Regions from separate parts of the Homo sapiens genome. Here region 2 is linked to region 1. A link is an interaction called in ENCODE POLR2A ChIA-PET data of the cell type or tissue named here. Cell type or tissue: IMR-90. All regions are shown on one strand. Each heading gives the region's core, and the rest is flanking DNA. Links, peaks and the distances in the headings are about the cores only. Region 1 overlaps MIR3681HG (MIR3681 host gene). Region 2 overlaps MIR3681HG (MIR3681 host gene).

Region 1 (9,500 bases), core at 997-8,996:
ATATTTGTCTTTAGCAATAATTACCATGGCTAAAACATAAAAAGATAATCAATAAATATTTGTTGAATTAATGAATGAATGGAATTTGCAGAAAGCCTACTACACATCAGCCCATGTGTGAGGATTAAGTAGAAAGAGATGCATTAAAACAAAGTGTTTTCTCCTAAAAGTTATCATGGTCAGGTGAGGAAGACATAAAAGTGAACAGAGAATTGTATAAAGTGCCATATGTGTTGTGTGCCTCACAGGTGCTAGTGGATTAGAGCTCTCTCCTGCGTAGAGTGAGTAACAAAGGATCTGGGATAGAAAAATGAGCAGGGTTTTGCCTGGAGAAAAGAAGGGAAAGGATGCTCAAAGCCAATGGGCTGCCATGGATAAAGCATAGGAGGCCTAAGAGAGGAGTACCTGGCCTGAGTGGGGTTGGTCTGGCACAGGGCATGGAGGCATTGCAGGAGAGGAGACTGGAGTGGTGACCTGGGCAGAGTCATGGTGACTTTAATGATTTATGCCGCAGCTAAGAGGGAACCATGAGCCACTTTTTTAAAAAAACCTGCCTCTCTAAAGAGTGAAGAGAAAGAAAGCACAGGTACAGGACATTTGAAACAAAAGTAGCTAGGTATTCTGTGGATGCTGCTATGGACAGCCTCTGTTCTAGAAACATCCAATTTAAGCATTTAAATATCGCCTTCATTATTTAGTAGCTGTGTGAATTGGGATGAATAACAGTTTTTGTAATGTAGCTGTGTGAACTGGGATGATATACTTCTTGATTCATAACACTGCTTGCCACATGGTATAAGCGACTAATAAGTAGTAGTAGCTGTTGTTATCATTGTTACTTTGGAAAGAGGACAGGTATTCTAGGTACCAGCTTAGTCTGCTTGTTTGTTTTGTTTTCAGACAAGGTCTTGCTCTGTCACCAGGGCTGGAGTGCAGTGGTGCAATCATAGCTCATTGCAGCCTCAACCTCCTGGGCTCAAGCAATCCTCCCACCTCAGCCTCCTGAGTAACTGGGACTACAGGCATGCACTATCATGCTTAGCTAATTATTTTATTTTTTGTAGAGATAGGACCTCCCTATATTGTCCAGGCTAGTCTTGCACTCCTGGCCTCAAGCAATCCTCTTGCCTCAGCCTTTCAAAGTGTTGGGATTACAGGTGTGAGCCACAGTGACCTGCCTTAGCTTAGTTTGAATAAAGTTTGATGACAAGCAGATGTCAAACATTCAGCTTGGAAAGCAGTTACCCCACTGCAGCTTCTAACATTTTAAAACAGCAGAGAAACCATTATTGCCCAGGAAGCATTCAGCAAAATTAACTGTGGTCAATGTCCAGTGTGCCATCTGTATCCCCCAAGAGTGCACTAACATGGACAGTGCCCATTTACCTAGAAATCTCCCTCAGCTGGAGCCCCAGTGCCAGAAAAGTGGAGAATTAAATTATGCACACCTCAGCCCTGTACTAGATAACCTCAAGTTGCATGGATTTATCAAACGAGTAGTTATTGTGCTATGTTAGGAATATGTTTTGAAAGGAACACTAAGTTTTAAAAGGGAGCTGCCACTTCTATGATTTGGTTATAAGATTCTATTTATTTATTCATTGAAATTATTCTATTCCTGTGTCAGTCTGTTTGTGTTTCTGTAAAGCAATACCTGAGACTGGGTAACTTATAAATAAAAGAGGTTTATTTGGTTCTGCAGGCTGTACAAAAAGCATGGCGCCCACACTTGCTTCTGGTGAGGCTTCAGGCTGCTTCCACTCACGGCAGTAGTTGAGGAGGAGCCAGCCTATGCAGAAGTCAGATGGCAAGAGAGGAAGCAAGAGGGAGAGGAGGAGGCGCCAGGCTCTTTTTAGCAACCAGTTTTCAGGGGAACCAAAAGTAAGAACTCACACTCCCATGAGAAAGGCACCATGACGTTCATGAGGGACCCAACCTCACCCCCAGGATCCAAATGCCTCCCACCCTATGCAACCTTACCTCCCACAATGGGGATCAAATTTTAATATGAGACTTAGCAGGGCCAAACAAACCATATTCAAACCACAGCATCCTGGAATCTGGACTGGCCAGTGATGAAGAGCAGGAGCTTTGGTCTCACAGCTCAGTTTTACCACTTATTTATTTGGATTTAGTTTTACTACAAAAAAAGACTGTAGCATTGTGTATTATAAAGATTGAGAAAAATATTGTACTTAGGTAAACAGGGTGCCTATCCTTATTGATTGTTGTAGCTTCAACCCCTAAAAGTTTAGAAATGGATACAACATGAGTTTCCAGGTGACGGGGCACCCAGACCTCTAGGCAGGTGTTCAGAATCCAATGTGGCACATAATCAAATAGGAATATACTATTTTAGCTTGAAGAAGGAGTTATCTGACTTTGTCTTATGAGGAGTTTAAGACCATCTCTTAGAGAAGTCAGCACTTGAGTTGAGACTAGAAGAGCAACTGGGAGTTTACCAGGTAGGCAAGATGGGGATGTGAATGGAAGAAGAGGGAAAGAATTCGGCACAACCTGATAAGCACAAGTGGTTCAGTAGACCTGCAGCAGAGGAAGGTGACCAATGAGGCCAGACACAGACCTGAGGCTGTTGCTGTCATGATCTTCCCCATTTTAAGGAGCTTGGATTTTTTTTTTTTTTTTTTTTTGGATACAGAGTCTTGCTCTGTTGCCCAGGCTGGAGTGCAATGGTATGATCTCAGCTCACTGAAACCTCTGCCTCCCGGATTCAAGTGATTCTCCTGCCTCAGCCTCCCAAGTAGCTGGGATTACAGGCGCCCACAACCACACCCAGCTAATTTTTGTATTTTTCGTAGAGACAGGGTTTCACCACATTGGCCAGGCTGGTCTCAAACTCCTGACCTCAGGTGATCTGTCAGCCTTGACCTCCCAAAGTGCTGGGATTACAGGCGTGAGCCACTGCGCCTGGCCGGATATTTTTCTTTAAGACTATGAATATCTATTGAGAATTCATACCCTCACTTTAAATCTGCCATGGATTTACACATCTAATCCCATATTCATATTTTGCCAGGTTGAAGTGACCCACTTTTTTTCTACAATATTTTCATACAGAAGAATATTTCCTCCTTTATCATTAAAATATCCTTTGAACAGTTCACTCCTTTGCTGAACAGACCATGTGCTCTATTCTAGGCATAGCTGTGAGCAGCCTGCTGGGGAGAAGAGGGGTGCACGCCTTTGCCATTGTTCAGAGCTCCGCAGAGAGTCAGTTCCAGGACGGAGATAGGCACTGTCAAATTTGCCCTGCTCACCTCTCCAGGTTCCTTTCCCACCACCATCTTTGCTACCGCTTGGTGGTGCCATACCAAGCTCATTCAGTGGAGTTAGACGCACTCATGTGTGCTCTCGCAATGTCACTTCTGGGCTTCCCACCTGCCATTCCCTCTGCCTGGAGCCCAACCTCCCTCCCCTGTCTGCCCTTCTAGCCTTTCACTCCCACTGACTTTTCTGATACCCTCTTAGATGTTTTTTTCATTCGAGAAGCTTTATCCCAAAAGCTTTATCCCCTGTAAGTCTGGTCCACCTGTCTTTCTCCTTTGCTTATTTCAGTAACGTTCTCTGGCTTTCTATCTATCAATTTCCCCCTCTCAACTGTAAGCACCATGAGGCCAGCAACCATATCTATCTCTATGTCCCCAGGATCTGGCCAGTGAGTGGCACATATTCTGCCCTCGGTGTGTGTGTGTGCGTGTGTGTCTGTGCAAGTGCCTGTGTCTGTGTCTCTGTGTGTGCCTGTATGCATGTGTATCTGTGTGTGTCTGTGTCTCTGCATGCGTGTATGCGTGTGTGTGTGTGTGAGCAGGTGTTCATGTGTCTATGTGTGTGTGTGTGTCTGTGTGTGTGTCTGCATGTTTCTGTTTGGGTGCATGTTAAATGAGAGCCAAGACCCTGATTCAAGTGCTGGCTCTGCCACTTACCTAGGCTCGTCTATTTCCTGCTTTCCATCTTTTCCATTCTGTTAATTTCCATTGTCAATTCCCTAGTTCAGGTCTTTGTAATTGTTTCCCTGGATGTTTCTAGAACCTTCCTTTGAGTCTGCCCTCCCTCTTCCCAATGCTGCCCTTTGCTTGCTTTCATATAATTTTTGTTAAAACATTGGTAAATTCTATCTCTCATAAAAACCTTAGAGCTTATTTTAAAAACTTCCAACTCCTTAGTCTAGCTTACGAGGCTCTCTACTATCTAATCTCAAACCAGCTTTCCAGCCACTCCTCCCATGAACTCAGTGACTCACCAGCACCAGAGGCTGGCATTTCCTGAGCGCCTCACCAACCGTCACACAGCTGGGCCTTAGTGCAGCTCTCGTGTCTGCCCGCATGTCTTTCCCGACTCCTTTTTCTACCTTGAGAAATACTCTGGGCTCATACAGCTCTTGTTCTCCACCGCCTGCCTCCAGCAATCACCATGTTTGTATAACGGTGACATTACTATCTGCTTTCTCTATTCGACAGTAACTTTCTTAAGCAGAGACACAATGTCTTCTCACCCTTTTCTCTCCTGTGGGACTGCATGGGTTGCTCACATGGCATGGGATGGAAGCTGGTCAATACACGTTTCTGGCAGGAATAAATATCCAAGCATGAGGGTCTAAGTGGTTCACTTTATTAAGGAAGACTTTGTGGTACACATTTTTTCCCTATCAAGGAAATACAAGTATGTTGGCAATACCATATTCCCTAATGAGGCAAGATTTACAAATAAACTGCAGCTTAGAAGGTAAGTTTCTCATGAACCTAATGTAAGTTGAAGGCTTGAATAAATACGTGGGACTCCTTGAATGGTTGTTTAGAATTTCCTGGGGAAGAAATCCTTGATGCCCAGGCTGTACTCTGCATTTGCAATTTTGATTACCTCCTACCAAGCAAACCAAAATCTCTTGCATTGGAACCTGGGCATTAGTATTGTTTAAGCTCCCCCCAAAATCAGCAGAAGAGCAGCCAAGGAGAACCAGTACCTGAGCAAAAGAGACTGAGGAACCAGTGAAGAAAGTGGCTCCTCTGACTGAGGCAGGGTGGAAAGAGCCTGGTATGTGAGGCAGAATCCTGTTTCTTGGCTCTGAAAGCCCTGGTCCTGGGTCAATAGCCCTCAACCCTGATGGCATGTTGGAATCACCAGAAGAGCTATTAAAGACTACCAGCTGGGACCAGGCACGGTTGCTCATGTCTGTAATCACAGCACTTTGGGAGGCCGAGGTGGGTGGATCACCTGACGTCAGGAGTTTGAGACCACCCTGGCCAACATGGTGAAACCCCATTTCTACCAAAAATACAAAACTTAGCCAGGTGTGGTGGTGCATGCCTGTAATCCCAGATACTCTGGAGGCTGAGGCAGGAGAATCACTGGAACCTAGGAGGCAGAGGTTGCAGTGAGATGAGATAGCACCACTGCACTGCACTCCAGCCTGGGTGACAGAGTGAGACTCCATCTAAAAAAAAAAAAAAAAAAAAAAAGACTACCAGCTGGATGGTTAATTTTATGTGTCAACTTGGTTAGCACATGGTACCAAAATATTGGTATATTGGCCAAACATCAGTGTGGAAATATTCATGAAGGTAGTTTTTAGATGAGATTAACATTTAAATAAGTAGACTTTGGATGAAGCAGATTAACTTCCATAATGTGGATAGGCCTTGTTCAATCAGTTGAAAAAAAGGCAGCTCTGTCCAAAGGCAGAGGAAATTCTACCTCCAGAATCAAGCTACAGCATCAGCTTTTCCCTGGGTCTCCAGCCTGCTGGCCGACTCTTCAGACTGTGGACTTGCCAGCCTCCATAATCACATGAGCCAATATCTGAAAATCTCTCTCTGTGTCTCTTTCTCTCTTTAGACACACACACACACACACACACACACACACACACACACACATACATCATTGGTTCTGTTTCTCTGGAGATCTCTGACTAATACACCAATCCCTGGGGTTCTTATGTTCGAGATTAGAACCCAAACATTGGCAGTTTTAGAAAGTTCCCGACGTGATTTCACGTGCAGCCAGCGTTGAGAACTACTATTCTAAGTGTTTCTAAATGTTATCCCATTGCTAACTGCCCTCATGGTTTTTCCATTTGAATATATTTGCAATGAAAATTTCACTAGAACACCTTCTTTCCTGACCTGTGCACTCTCAAAATGTGTATGTTGGCATCTTCACTCCCCAGTGTGACTGTATTTGGAGTTAAGGCCTTGGAGATGACTAAGGTTAAATGAAGTCACAGGGATGGACCCTAGTCCAATGCAATTGGTGTCCTTAGAAGAAGAGAGGGAGATACCAGGAGTGTATGTGCACAGAGAAAAGGCCACGTGAGAAGAAGGTGGTGATCTGCAAGCCAAGGGCAGAGGCCTCGAGACAACCTCAACCTGCTGATGCCTTGATCTTAGACATCTAGCTTCCACATGTGAGAAGTAACTTTTTCATATTTGTGAGAAATCAATTTCTGTTGTTTAAACCACAAGGTTTGTGATTATTTGGTTACAGGAGGCCTAGCAGACCAACCAGCCAGCAATGCAGTGTTTTCATGACCTTGCTCAGACTGAATCCGAATTGGCCACTGGGCTTCAATTCACATGGCTTTTCTCCAAATTGGGGTTACACTGGGGAAGGTTTCTGGGGTGAGGTTTTATTGGCCATGTTGAAGCAAAGCTAGCCCCACCTGACCTGGATAAAAGAGGCGGGGGAGTGGGGAGAGGCAGCTGTTTCCAGTGAGTGGGCTCCAGTTTGCCTGGTTACCCCTGTGTTGGTGAAACTTTGCCCCAGTGGCTGGACTCCACAAGCTACTTTGTGCAGAGCAGCCTCTGTATGATGCCACACTTCTATGCCAAGAAACTCCATTAGGAAACACTTAGCCTTGGCATTTTCCATTTGTCCCCTGTTCCATTAACAGCATCCTCTTGACTTTGGAAGGCAGACCACTCTGCTCCTCAGTCCACTCCAAAGTGCTTAATAAACTTTGTTTCAGGATGATGGATGCTGTAATGGAAAAAAAAAGGAGCAGGGGCTTTGCACCCACACTGACTTGCTACCAAACCCTGCCTCTCTCATTTGGGAGTTGAGAGAACTTCGGAAAACTTTTCTGAGCCTTCATCCACTCATATGCAAAATAGGGATGAAAGAAACTTTTACACAGTTGACATATGGGTGAATTAAGAACATAGCATGGTGTCTAGCACATTGTAGCTGTCTAATATTCCCTTTTTCACTGATCTTTCGAATGTATACATTTGAACATAATTTGTTTTAATTTTTAACTTAATGTTGAGCATTTGCTGACAATGGATAGATTATAGTATATTGGAGCTGAAATGTTCTTTGAGTTTCATGGTCTAATCCATTTCACTTTACAGGGAAAGCCATCTGCCCATGATTTGCACAGCAAGTTGTGTTCAGCTGGAACGAGACCCCAGTCTCCCTGACTCCTGCACTTTCTAGAGGACCTTGTGCCTGATAGGGCAAACAGCCACCAAATTTTGCTTAGTTCAGGATTACCATGTGGGTTTCATTCCTTCCCAGACAATTTCCAGCTCACCCATTGGAATCTCAACCCCAATCTGCCTCATTCCTCAGCATTCCCATCATAATATAGGCCATTGAGTTACCTCAACTTTTCCCTGCATAAACACATCTCTCAAGTTTGTTTGCACAGTCCCAGGCACCTAGGTACCTCCTGGGTGAGTGCTCCCGAACAGCAGAGCCATTCTTCCCTTTCTTCAGAGGCCTTCATTTTATAGAAAATTGGGCTTGATGGCTTTGATTGAATGCAGTAGAAAAGAGCACATCACACAATGCATGAAGAAGGTACATTGGGTTAAACACCAGGTACTTGAACTAGGAGAAAGAAAGCTGTCTTTCCATATTTTAATATTTACCTACAGCTGAAAACAGTGGTATGGCATCTAACAAGCTTGAGATCTGGTTCTAGCCTTTCTCGGCATTCCCTCTGCTGTCCTCCCATCCACTTTCCTACAAATGGGAGAGAGCTTCATTCGGGAAAACAACATGTCCTTGCACATGACTTTCTCTTTGCCTGGAAGGGTCATCCCTGTGTTTTCTATCTGAAAAACTTCATTCTTCTATCAAAACCTACTTAGAATCCCATCTCTTCAATAGAGTCTTCTGATTTTCTACCACTGTCCTCTGTGCTAACTCCATACTTTGTGGTTATCTTTAAATATCGTCTTTGTCTCCCGAAAGGATAAGTTTGGCTCTTTGTACTGGGCTGTTATTTCCTAAAGTTGCTGTGGGTAATAGCCATGTGAGAAAAATGTGTGTGTGTGTTTAGGGGAGAGTATTACTCATTAAAAATTTGAGAAAGCTGTTAAGCTAGTTGCTTTTCTGAAAGACAGAGCTTTTCAGTGTGGAGATACATTGAATCTTCATGGAGATTACATTGTGTATATCCATGAAGAATGAGAGGGAATTCAACGTTTTCTAAAACTTTTGCACATGGCATAGTTTTGATGGTTCATCCCCAAGGATGAATGTTCTGTAACATATTCAGAGGAATTTTGCACTGTTTCATAAGTCCTCTGAGGGAAAATAGTGAGTCCAATATATTTCTATCTTCCCAGGACCTAGCATTGAGCCTGATGCTGAATAAATAACTCAGTCAATGTATATGTATTGAGTGGAATAAACAGAATCACATTAGATTACTCACTCTCCAACCCAAGGCTGAGCAGAGAATCTGGAAGTGGGTAGCAGAGCAAGGCGAGCTCTTCCCTCTTTCCAAGAATTGACTAATTCTCATCAGGAACAGGCAAGATGCTCAAGCGGCCACTCTCTGCTGCAGCCCCCACACTTCTGACTCACAGCAAGCTCCCAGTGCCTCCCTCAGGAGAAAAAAATGTGAAATGTTTTGGCTGGAACTCAATGGCCAAGAATCTCACCACCTGCCATACTTTTTTAGGGAGTGCTATTAATTTGACAATAGTCCTTGTTTTTTTGTTCTCGCACAGACTGTCTGGGTTGCGGAGAAGCTGGCCTGGCAGAAGGAAGTGGGGCTTTTGCAAATAGTTTCCAGCATGGATCCTGTTCTCAGCCTGGCAGCTCCCACACACTGTCTCTCAAAGTAACCCGAAGCAGATATGCTAAGAGACTCCAGCGTTTTCAAATTGTTCTCTTGGCTCACAGGATGAGCTGGAAGCCCTTGAACATATCACCAGGGTTGAGATTGGCAGACATCCCCTCAGAAGATGCTGAGTTCTCTGTTTCACTTGGCCGGGTCACTAGGGGTACTGGCTGAAGTGGAAGCTGCTAGGCAAAAACAGTCCAATGGCCCTGGGTTTTGGCAAAGTCTCTAGAAGGATTTCTTAAATGTTCTGGTTTTAGCAGAGGCCAAATTATCTTTCTGAAGTATGTGCTCCCTTAATATCAAAACTTTCACATTTCATGGGAAATTCAAACCATATGTTTCCGTGCTATTTACCTTTAATGTACTCAAATGCCATCTTGTAAGAGAAGTTTGATTTCAGGAA
Region 2 (9,500 bases), core at 463-8,462, 250 kb after region 1:
CTGGTATGTTCGAAAACCAGCAATGATGATCCATGAGTGTGTCATCTGTCCCTTCACACGAGTCTATAGGCAGCGCCAGCCCAGCACTATCCCAGACATTAGTTGTCACTCTGAGGTCAGACAAGTGCCCCACATGATTTATGGGTCTTTGGGGGAGTTCCCAAACTTTCATCCATGTTTCCCAGAGCCAGATTCTTCTGGGGTTAGAACTAGGCTCGCAATTATAATTACAAACATGGATTCATAATGTAACACCCCAAAAAGTCCAAACACCCATAATGGGTATTCATTTGCACTTTGCAAAACATCACCCAGACGCTGCATCCACCAAGGTGCTTGAGTAGTGAGTGAGCCTAGCACGTGTCTGCATGGCTCTGTGATTTGCCACCGTTACTGGGTACACGACAGATTTTGTGAAAGATAAAATGCTTCTGAGTAAAAAACAGCTCTCACATGAAAAAAAAAAATGCATGAATAAAATTTAAAAGATTTTTCTTAGAAAGGTATGCACAGGAAATACCTGCCTGTTGATTGAAATGTGATTTGGGGATGACGTCTTCAATCTATTCTACCTTTTTTTTTAATTGGTGAATTTTGAGATTTACAGAAGTTCTCAGGCCTGGCCCCCTGTAACTGCTGAGGACCTGCTGTATTTGCCTGCCTCAATTCCCACCTGCCCTTTTGGGAATTCCAGGCCCTCTTCAAAGTTTAACTATTTCAGGGAGCCTACAGGAGATACCACATATGTTTATTCAATAACTAATTATTGTGCCCCAACTGCTGTACACTGTGTCTAACAATGGGAATACAATGGTTTTTTGTTTTTGTTTTTTTTGTTTTTGTTTTTTTTTGAGATGGAGTCTCGCTGTCTCCCAGGCTGGAGTTCAGTGGCGCGATCTCGGCTCACTGCAAGCTCCGCCTCCCGGGTTCACGCCATTCTCCTGCCTCTTCCCCCCGAGTAGCTAGGACTACAGGCACCCGCCACCATGCCCAGCTAATTTTTTGTATTTTTAGTAGAGACGGTTTCACCGTGTTAGCCAAGATGGTCTCGATATCCTGACCTCGTGATCCGCCCGCCTAAATGGTATTGTATTGAAATAGAAGTGGCCTCTGCTAGTATGGAATGCTCCTATAAAATCATCATTTATTTCCCTCCTATTCCGATCCCCAGATGGACTAGGCATCGGATTCTCTGGAAATCTCAGACATTGCTGATGATCATGAAAAATGAAATCATTATTGTACCCGGTTCCTACGGCTGCTGAAACATATTACTACAACCTCTGTGGCTTAAAACAACACAAATTTGTCAAATTACGGTTGTGTAGGTTGTGTGCAGATATTTGGAATGAGTCTTATGGAGCTAACACCAAGGTGTCAGCAGAACTGCTTTCCTTTTGGAGGCTCCAGCTGAGAACTCATTCCTAGCCTTTTCCCTCTTCTAGAAGCAAATCACTCAAAACTTTGCCTTCATCAGCACACTCCTTCCCTGAATCCGGCCCTGTCACTTCTCTCTTATAAGGACCCTTGGGATTACCTCGGGCCCACCAGATGATCCAGGGTAAACTCGCCATCTCAAGATCATTAGCTTAATCACTGCTGTGAAGTCCCTTTCGCATGTAAGGTGACATCTGTGTCAGTTCTGGGATCAGGTTATGGCCATCTTTGAGGAGCCTTTATTCTGTCTTGCCACAATTCCTGTCACTGCCAAAGCTGCTGACAAATGCTACTGGGAGCCCCAGTGCACAAGATAATAGTATCATTTTATGTCACTGGAAAAAAAAATATGCTTTCACAGTTTCTTTATTCTTTTAAAAGTATGTTAAATCAAGTTTAGCCTAAAGCTGCTTCCTTACATATTTTCAGTTCGGCCTAAAGATTTCTCTGTACATCATGAGCTATAACGTACATAGAGTTGTAAATAGACTGTAGCCTACGCTTGTGCCAGTCACCGAGTTTTGGCCAAAGGTGGCAAGTTGTTCAAACTGTGTTCAAATAAGACTGATGCCAAACAGTAACCAATCGGGCTGTTTCTGTACCTCACTTCCAATTTCTATAAATCATTTTCCTTTCTCTGTCCATAAATCCTCTTCCACCACGTGGCTGTGCTGGAGTCTCTGAGCCTACTCTGGCTCAGAGGCTGCCAGATTCACAATTCTTTGCACAATTAAACTTTTTATAATTTAATTCGGCTAATTTTTTTCTTTTAACAAGGGTTTATTACACACCTATTGAGTGCCAGCATTATTCGCAGAGCTGGGCTTAGTGATCAACAGGCAAGATAATGTTCCTGCCCTCCAAAAAACCTGTATTTCTCATTTGGGGGAAACTGGCAGTAATTACGCAAAATGTAACCAATATAATTTAAATATTGACAAGTCCTCTGAAGAAATAGAGAAGAGTGATACGGCGTGTGACTGGGGAGGTGCTGGCCACGGGAGACCTTTCTGAGGAGGCAGGTTGGAGCTGAGACCTAGACAGGTGCGGAAGCAGCTAGGAAGAGAGCCCGAGGAGCCCTCCAGACAAGAGGGAGCAAAGGCCGTGGGTAGGAGTGCACTTTGCACACTGGGGAAGGCCAGTGTGGCCGCGGGTAGGGAAGTCAGGGGAGAGTGGAGCTAGATGGAGAGTGGCGATACCGGTTGAGGCCAGATAGCAGAAAGCCTTTGTAGGCGTGGTAGAGGACTTTGGCTTTGTCCTGGGAGCAATGCAATGCCAAGAGAGGTGTTTTTTTGTTTTTTGTTTTGTTTTGTATTGTTTTTAAGTGACCTAATCTAAATTGCTAAATGAACTCTTTGGTTATCTTATGGAGAATGGACTTTTTGGGAAGCAGGGATATGGGTTTGAAGATAAGTTCAGTAATCTAGGCAAGAGATAATGGTAGTTTATAGTGTAATGGAAGTTATATAATATATATTTGTATATATATTGGTCTCAGGATATATTTTTGAATATTTTTTATCCTTCTGATGGATGAAGATGCAAAAAAAAAAGACTCAAGGAAAACACATGCTTTTTTCTCAAGAAGATACGTAGATTTGCTTAGGAAGAATGGGAAAACAGCAACTCAAATGGATTACAAAGATTGGTGGGGGCAGCAGAAGTGGAGTTCCATTTGGGATAAGTTAAGTCTGATGGCTACTAAACTTGGAAGAGGAGATTCAGATCCACAGTTGGAGATCTGAGTCTGAAGCTCAGAGGAATGGCCAGGGAGAGAAACATAAATGAGGAGTCATCAGAGATACAGAGACACCCACACCATCTTCTGTGGGTGACCTTCTTTCCAGGCACTCTGCTGCTACCACCAATGTGGTCAGTTCTCTGAGACCCGGATGCTGTAAAGATGGATGGACTCTAGGAAAGAGGAGTAGCAGACCCTGGGCACAGAGAGTTATCCATGTCCTGGAATCCACAAAGCCAATTTCAGCCTGAATGAGATTCCACTGATCTCTGGCCCATCCCAAGTCCCTGTGTGGGAATGGGGGCTCACCAAGGAAGGAGCCACCAGGAAAAGATGCCACAGTCTAAAGGAGAAACTACACTCTGGTGTCCTTGAGGGCAGGCATCAGCAGCAGCCTGGGTGTGTTTGTCCCAGACCACTTTAAAAATATTTAATTATTTGCCAATATATTAAACTTTAGAGGGTTTTCTTCCTCTTGAAAATTATGAAAAGGCATAATAATCCAGAGCCCACATTTCCTCTCGGCAACCATCAGCTGCAGCTGAGACAGCAACTCTCTAGTCACCACCGTGCTCACTCAGAAGGGCATTAAGCCCTGCACCTTAAATAAATAAAAAGGCAGATTATGCAGAGGAAGAAAAAAATCACCATTCCTGCCACTGGGCCAATAGAATCCCCAGCCAAAGGTTGCCACCCCAAAACACTGCTGTATTCCACTGAGCAAAGGAATAAGAGCCACTTGCTATAAAGGTCCAGTCCTCCATGAAGGAGCCTGGTCACCCATCAAGATTTAGAGACATGGGCTTGAAAAGGTCATGAAAAAATCAGCTCTCACTTCTTGCACAATTTTCTAGTACAAAATTTTTCTTTGCAGAAACATAGCTTACATGACACCTAGATAGCAGCTTCTAATGTACCTTCTCTCAATTACCCAATGCCACCCCACCCCACAAAAAAAAAAAAAAAAAGCTTGCAAATACAGAAAAAAAGGTGAAAACTCAAAGCACACCAAACAACAAGCCTGACAGGCAGCTAAAAGTTACAATCTGGAATTTTCTCCTAAAAAGAACAGATTTTTAAGAAAAAAAAAAAATAGCCAGGGTTAAGCAAGTAGTAGACTCCCATTTCTCTAAATAACGGTGCCCTTTCATAAATCCCCAATATCATCCACTGGCCCAGGGACCCCAGGCCCATCCTCACCATGTATAGCCATCTGTCATATTAACCTATCATGTGGTAATCTGAGTATTGATCTCTTTCCTCAATCAAGGCTATGACCATCTTCAATCTCCACACCAAATCTAGAAAATAAAAAACAACTGGACATGCAAGTTATATAGAGTAGTGCTGGCGCATGTTATCTCAGAGGTTAGTCCCATCAAAGACAACTCCTGCCCAGTTGTTAGGCAGGAGTCCCTTGCTTTTTGAATATCTGGTTAAAATTGATTCAACCTCCCATTCTATTTCAGTGCATCGTAAGGGTACTCATATTCTCAAGAGCATCCTTTTTCTCCTGGCTCAGCAGGTGATATCTTAGCAGTGCTTCAACTCAGATCCAAAATGCCTCATCTTCCTTGATTCACCAACAAAAATTATTCTTTCAAAGGACCAGTGAATACAGCAGAATTTGCTCGAGATGACCTGGTTGGAGGCACAGAGAACAAAGGAGGGTTTGCATAGCAGAACTATACTGAATCAACCAGGTAACACTAAGCTAACAAATGACCCCCAAATCTTACTGATTTCCAATAATAAAGTTGTACGTTCATTCACCCTACATGCACATCACAGTCGGCCCTGGCTCTGTTCCCATTTTCTTCTTCATGGACCAAAGCCAGCAGAGCATTTGTTACCTGGAAGAGGGCCAGTCATCACAGAAGAGGGAATCACTCACTCACAAACGCTTAAAGCTTTTGCTTGGAAAACCACGCACATCAATTTCACTCATGACTGATTGACCAAAGCAAGTCACATGGCTGAAACTGAGTACTAAGAGTGTGGAGATGTATAATCCTCCCACAGACGGTGGCACCAAATATAGATGAACAGTAATACAATCTACCACATTAGCATTTTAAAATGCAGGAGTAGATATCATCATCTTAAAATACTTTGGCAAGACCCTAGGAGGCTCAGTAGTCCTCACCTCTCTACTGCCTCTTTCCCACCCTCCAGAGCAATACAATTCTTCCCCTTGTCTCATGCAAAACTCCTTAAATTTTATCTGTTGTCAATACACAAACCCTCTACCCCAACCCCTTATCTCAGAATTTTGTTCAAGCAAGGAATGTTGGTGTCAATTGCTAAAATAATGTTTCCTCTGTCTGATTACATGAGAAAATTATAATAATGTTCCCTCTGTCTGATTACATGAGAAAATTCTAAGTAGGAGTGGTAAAAAAAAGAACCCTGAATGCTGAAAATGGCAATTTTGCATCATAATTTGTGCCAATTCCAAATACCAGAAAAGCCACAGTAGGCTTAGGGAGAAGTTGCCATTTTGGAAGGGCAGAGGAGTGCCAAGAGAAAGCTTTCTAGAAGCTGGGCATTGGGTTTAGACCCACTCATGCCCATCTACCTTCAGCTCTAGCTCTAGCTCAAAAAGGATTCCAATAAAACCCATGAATAGAGAGCAGGGCCCAGGGCACTCTGTTGGCAAAGACCTATTCAAGATGTATCTCATCTTTGTTTTGTTTGTGAGGTTGGTAAAAGAAGAAAGCATCTTTTAGTGGGTTTATTGGCTCTTTGCATAACTTTCTTCTAAAGTGCATGTTCAAGCAATTTGTCCAATAAGAAAAAAGTCAAATAACTCTAATTTTTAAAAGGGGCAAGTGATTTGATCAGGGACTTTGCAAAAGTGCATGCCCAAGTGTCTAATGGACAAATGAAAAGATACCAACACTTATCTTTAAAAAATTAACTAAAATAAACAACAAAATTACTATAATATAAAGTTTTCGTGAGGATGTACTGCAACTGAAAATCTTAAATATTGAGAATATAAATTATTACAAACACAGTTAAAGGAACTAGTTGGTTGTATCTACTAAACCTAAATATAGACCTACTGTACGAACCACCCTGCCCAATCATAGTTTCATACCCAAGAGAAATGAGTACGTTTTCCCACAAAAAGAAATAAACAAGATTATTTACAGCAGGCTTATTCATAATTGCCAAAAGCTGAAAACAACCCCACTGACCATCAACAGAAGAATGAATACATAAATTGTGGTATAGTCAAATAATGGACTACTTATATACAAATTAAAAAAAAAAAACATTGATACACACATAATTTGGATGAATCTTTAAAACATAGTATGTGCAAAATAAACCAAAATAAAAAGTGCATACCACATCTATATGCAGTTCAAGAGTAAGAAAATCTAATTGACAGTGATTGAAGTCAAAATGTGATTATTCTGAGGTGGAGTATTGATGACGAAGGCGCAGAAAAGAACCTTCATGGGTCCTGAAAATATTCTCTGTCTTAATCTGTATGGTGATTACACAGATGTATATAAAATTTTATCAAGCTCTACATAAGGTGATCGTTCTTCATGTGCTTAGTCTGTGTGAAACACATTTATGCTTCTTATTTCACCAAAAAAATGGAAACTTTGCCCACTCCCATGAGAAAACTAATTTTCCCATTTCAAAAATAATCTTGAAACTGGGAGGTTTAAAAAACAATTCAGGGTGCATCTTGAAAGACTGGTAAAAATTGATCAGGTAAGAAAGAAAATCAAGTTTCAAAGACTGGGAAGCAAGACAAAATAAGAACCATTGAGTATTATAATCAGTATGGAACCAACAGGAAATACATGTGAAATATTCTAGATTATTAACAACTTGAGAAACTTGCTCTTGGATTTCCAGAAAAATAGGAATCATGAAAATGCAAAGTCATCTAAAAGGCCTACTTCAATGATTCATTTACATGAATTAGTTTTTCACTCTGGAAAATAAACAAAGAAACGGGTGCTCTGTTCTTCCTGAAGATGGAATCCAGCAGTTACCAAAGGATGCCAGTCTGGCTTGAATTTTAGCATCTACATCCTCATCCCAGATGCACGGGCAGAGGATTAATAAAAACACAAGTCAAATTGTTTTCTCTATAACCATCAGCCGCATTCTTCGTTTGTAAGAATAAAGTCTTGGGTCCCCTTATTATCATTCTTCTTGTCCTCCTCAATTATGCCTGGGCAGAATGCCTGTGGGATATAGACTAGTGACTAAAAGTGTCCTATTCATTACCATGAATGTCAGCCTTTCAACCCAGACCAAGAAGCCCTGAAATGTGCAGGGGACAGGCATTCCTCAGCTAATAGTAGGCTGTTGTTTCAATTAACTAAAGCAGCACCTTGGCCTCCTAAGCAGTGACTGACTGGGGCAGGCTTAGGAATACTTATCTCATGGGAACAGACTTGATGCTATCAGGTCTGGCTTTATAACATCTCTGTGTAACATCTCTCACCTTTTGGTGGCCAGAGAAGTAGGTCAGAGGGGGAGGCCTGGGTAAGCCACAGAGGCAGAAGTGGGGCCGTGCCTCGCATGCACCATCACGTCATCTCCATGACACGGACATTTTCCCCGCTGGTCTGGTGCCTTCCCATCACTGGCTATAACATGAGGGCCCACCTTGTGGTTTCAGCCTATTTAGAAAGGACAGATTCATCACTGCAACTGCCTGCTTGAGTCAAAGATACTGTGTGTCTTTATCTCCCAGCTGCAAAAGCTGATAAGAATGCAGAGGTGATGTGATAATTTGTAGCTGATTATAGGAATTTTTGACCTACAAATGGAGAGAGAGAGAGAGAGAGAGAAGAGAATGATTGCTGATTGCTGCTATTGTATGTATCTTTTTATGCTTTTATGTTTTTGGATTTTGCCAGGAAAAGCGAGAAAACCCCATCATATCTCCTGAGTTTGACTTTGGAAGACACAGGGGTAAGAACTGACTCTAATATTTCCTGAATATGAAACTTCAGGGCAGTCTCTTAAATTCCATGGATCTAGAATATTTCATCTGTATAAGAAGGTTCTCAACAAGAGGCTCCCATAGGTCCCTCTCATCTTTGACATTCTAGAATTCTATAAGGTTTTGCTTTTTTATTTCCAGATTAAAATATACCAAGATCAAATCTCGTAAACTTGAAACAGAGCAGCACTTTGCAGGCATGGCAGATGCCAGCATTTTCAACCTCACACTGCCAGCTGAAGCTCACCTCTGCTTTCACTTACTGGATGTGTGACCTTGGGCTCTCTCTGTAAGACGCTTAAACCTGCTTCCTTCTCTGTAAAATGTGGGTAATAACGCTTACATCTCAGAGTTGTTGCGTTTTCTATAAAGCCAGCTAAGATGGCTGACTTAGAACATTAGCTATTATTATGACTATTCCTCAAGCTCCTGTGTACTTGGGCACTGACTCTGGAGCCAGACTTCTTAGGTTCAAATTCAAGCTCTGCCAGTTTCTATTTGTGTAACCTTGAATAAATTGCTTAACTTCTCTGCCTCAGTTTCGTTATCTGTAAAATGGGGATAATAATATCATTTACCTCATTGGGTGGTTGTGTGAATTAAATGGATGAATATGTATCATGTCCTTAAAGTGGTATTCGGCATAGAGTAAATACTATGTAAGTGTTTCATAAGTGAAATAAAATAAGTGAAATACACATATATTTGTGTGTACATATATATACATATGAAAGTGCTGGCGCAACACAGGTTCAATAAATGTTGGACATGATGATCATCGCCACAAAAATCCCTTTTTTAGGACTAGAGATGAAGCTTTAGAAGCCAGTTCCTGTGTCTGGCATGTGTTGGCAGTGGAGATGGGGAAATAGGAACCTGTCAGAGAAAAAGCACCAAGGTCATTTCAGCAGACCCAGTCACTGAGAATGCTTCTGCTTGGGGATGGAGGTAAGCAGAAGGCAGACACAGAAGAGGACTCTAGACTTCTGTCTGGGCAGCACTGTAGATGGTGGTAGCTTTATTTGAATGGAAACTCCAGGAAGCATCAGATTTGAGATGAAAGAAAATGGGTTCATGTTTGGATATGTTGAGTTTGCGGTTCCTACAAGACACTTCAAGGCAAAAGAAACCCTCTTATCCAAGCAAGACCTGCACAGAATCCTGGCCAAGGTGCTGTCCGACAACCATGTGAACCGTTTTGCTTTGTCCACAACAACTCATACTCAGTATTCAAAAACACTAAAGACAATCAATAGATGTACTTGTCCCCTGCCACCTGCCTGTGAGGCCTTTTGGAGGTCTGCAGGTCCAGCGTCTCCTAAGATCAACAGCCCTTGA

The links. ChIA-PET counts read pairs that join two places held together with the same protein. Peaks named below come from ENCODE experiments on the same cell type or tissue, not always from the same donor. Only the 100,000 strongest peaks of a DNase experiment are listed, where the experiment ranks them.
Region 2: POLR2A ChIA-PET joins it to region 1 with 10 read pairs; 2 of 35 experiments call an interaction of 5 or more read pairs at or near these places.

The regions. Positions count from the first base shown.
Region 1 is chr2:12,320,818-12,330,317 of GRCh38, reverse strand. All of the region lies in intron 4 of MIR3681HG (MIR3681 host gene), which reads right to left. Among named protein-coding and RNA genes, the nearest start is that of MIR3681, 130 kb to the right of the region's middle. In IMR-90, for the core only: no CTCF peak of the experiment used is centred there; DNase peaks (open chromatin) are centred at 4,287 and 8,787; H3K27ac peaks cover 41 bases.
Region 2 is chr2:12,072,608-12,082,107 of GRCh38, reverse strand. All of the region lies in intron 2 of MIR3681HG (MIR3681 host gene), which reads right to left. Among named protein-coding and RNA genes, the nearest start is that of MIR3681HG, 70 kb to the right of the region's middle. In IMR-90, for the core only: no CTCF peak of the experiment used is centred there; no DNase peak of the experiment used is centred there.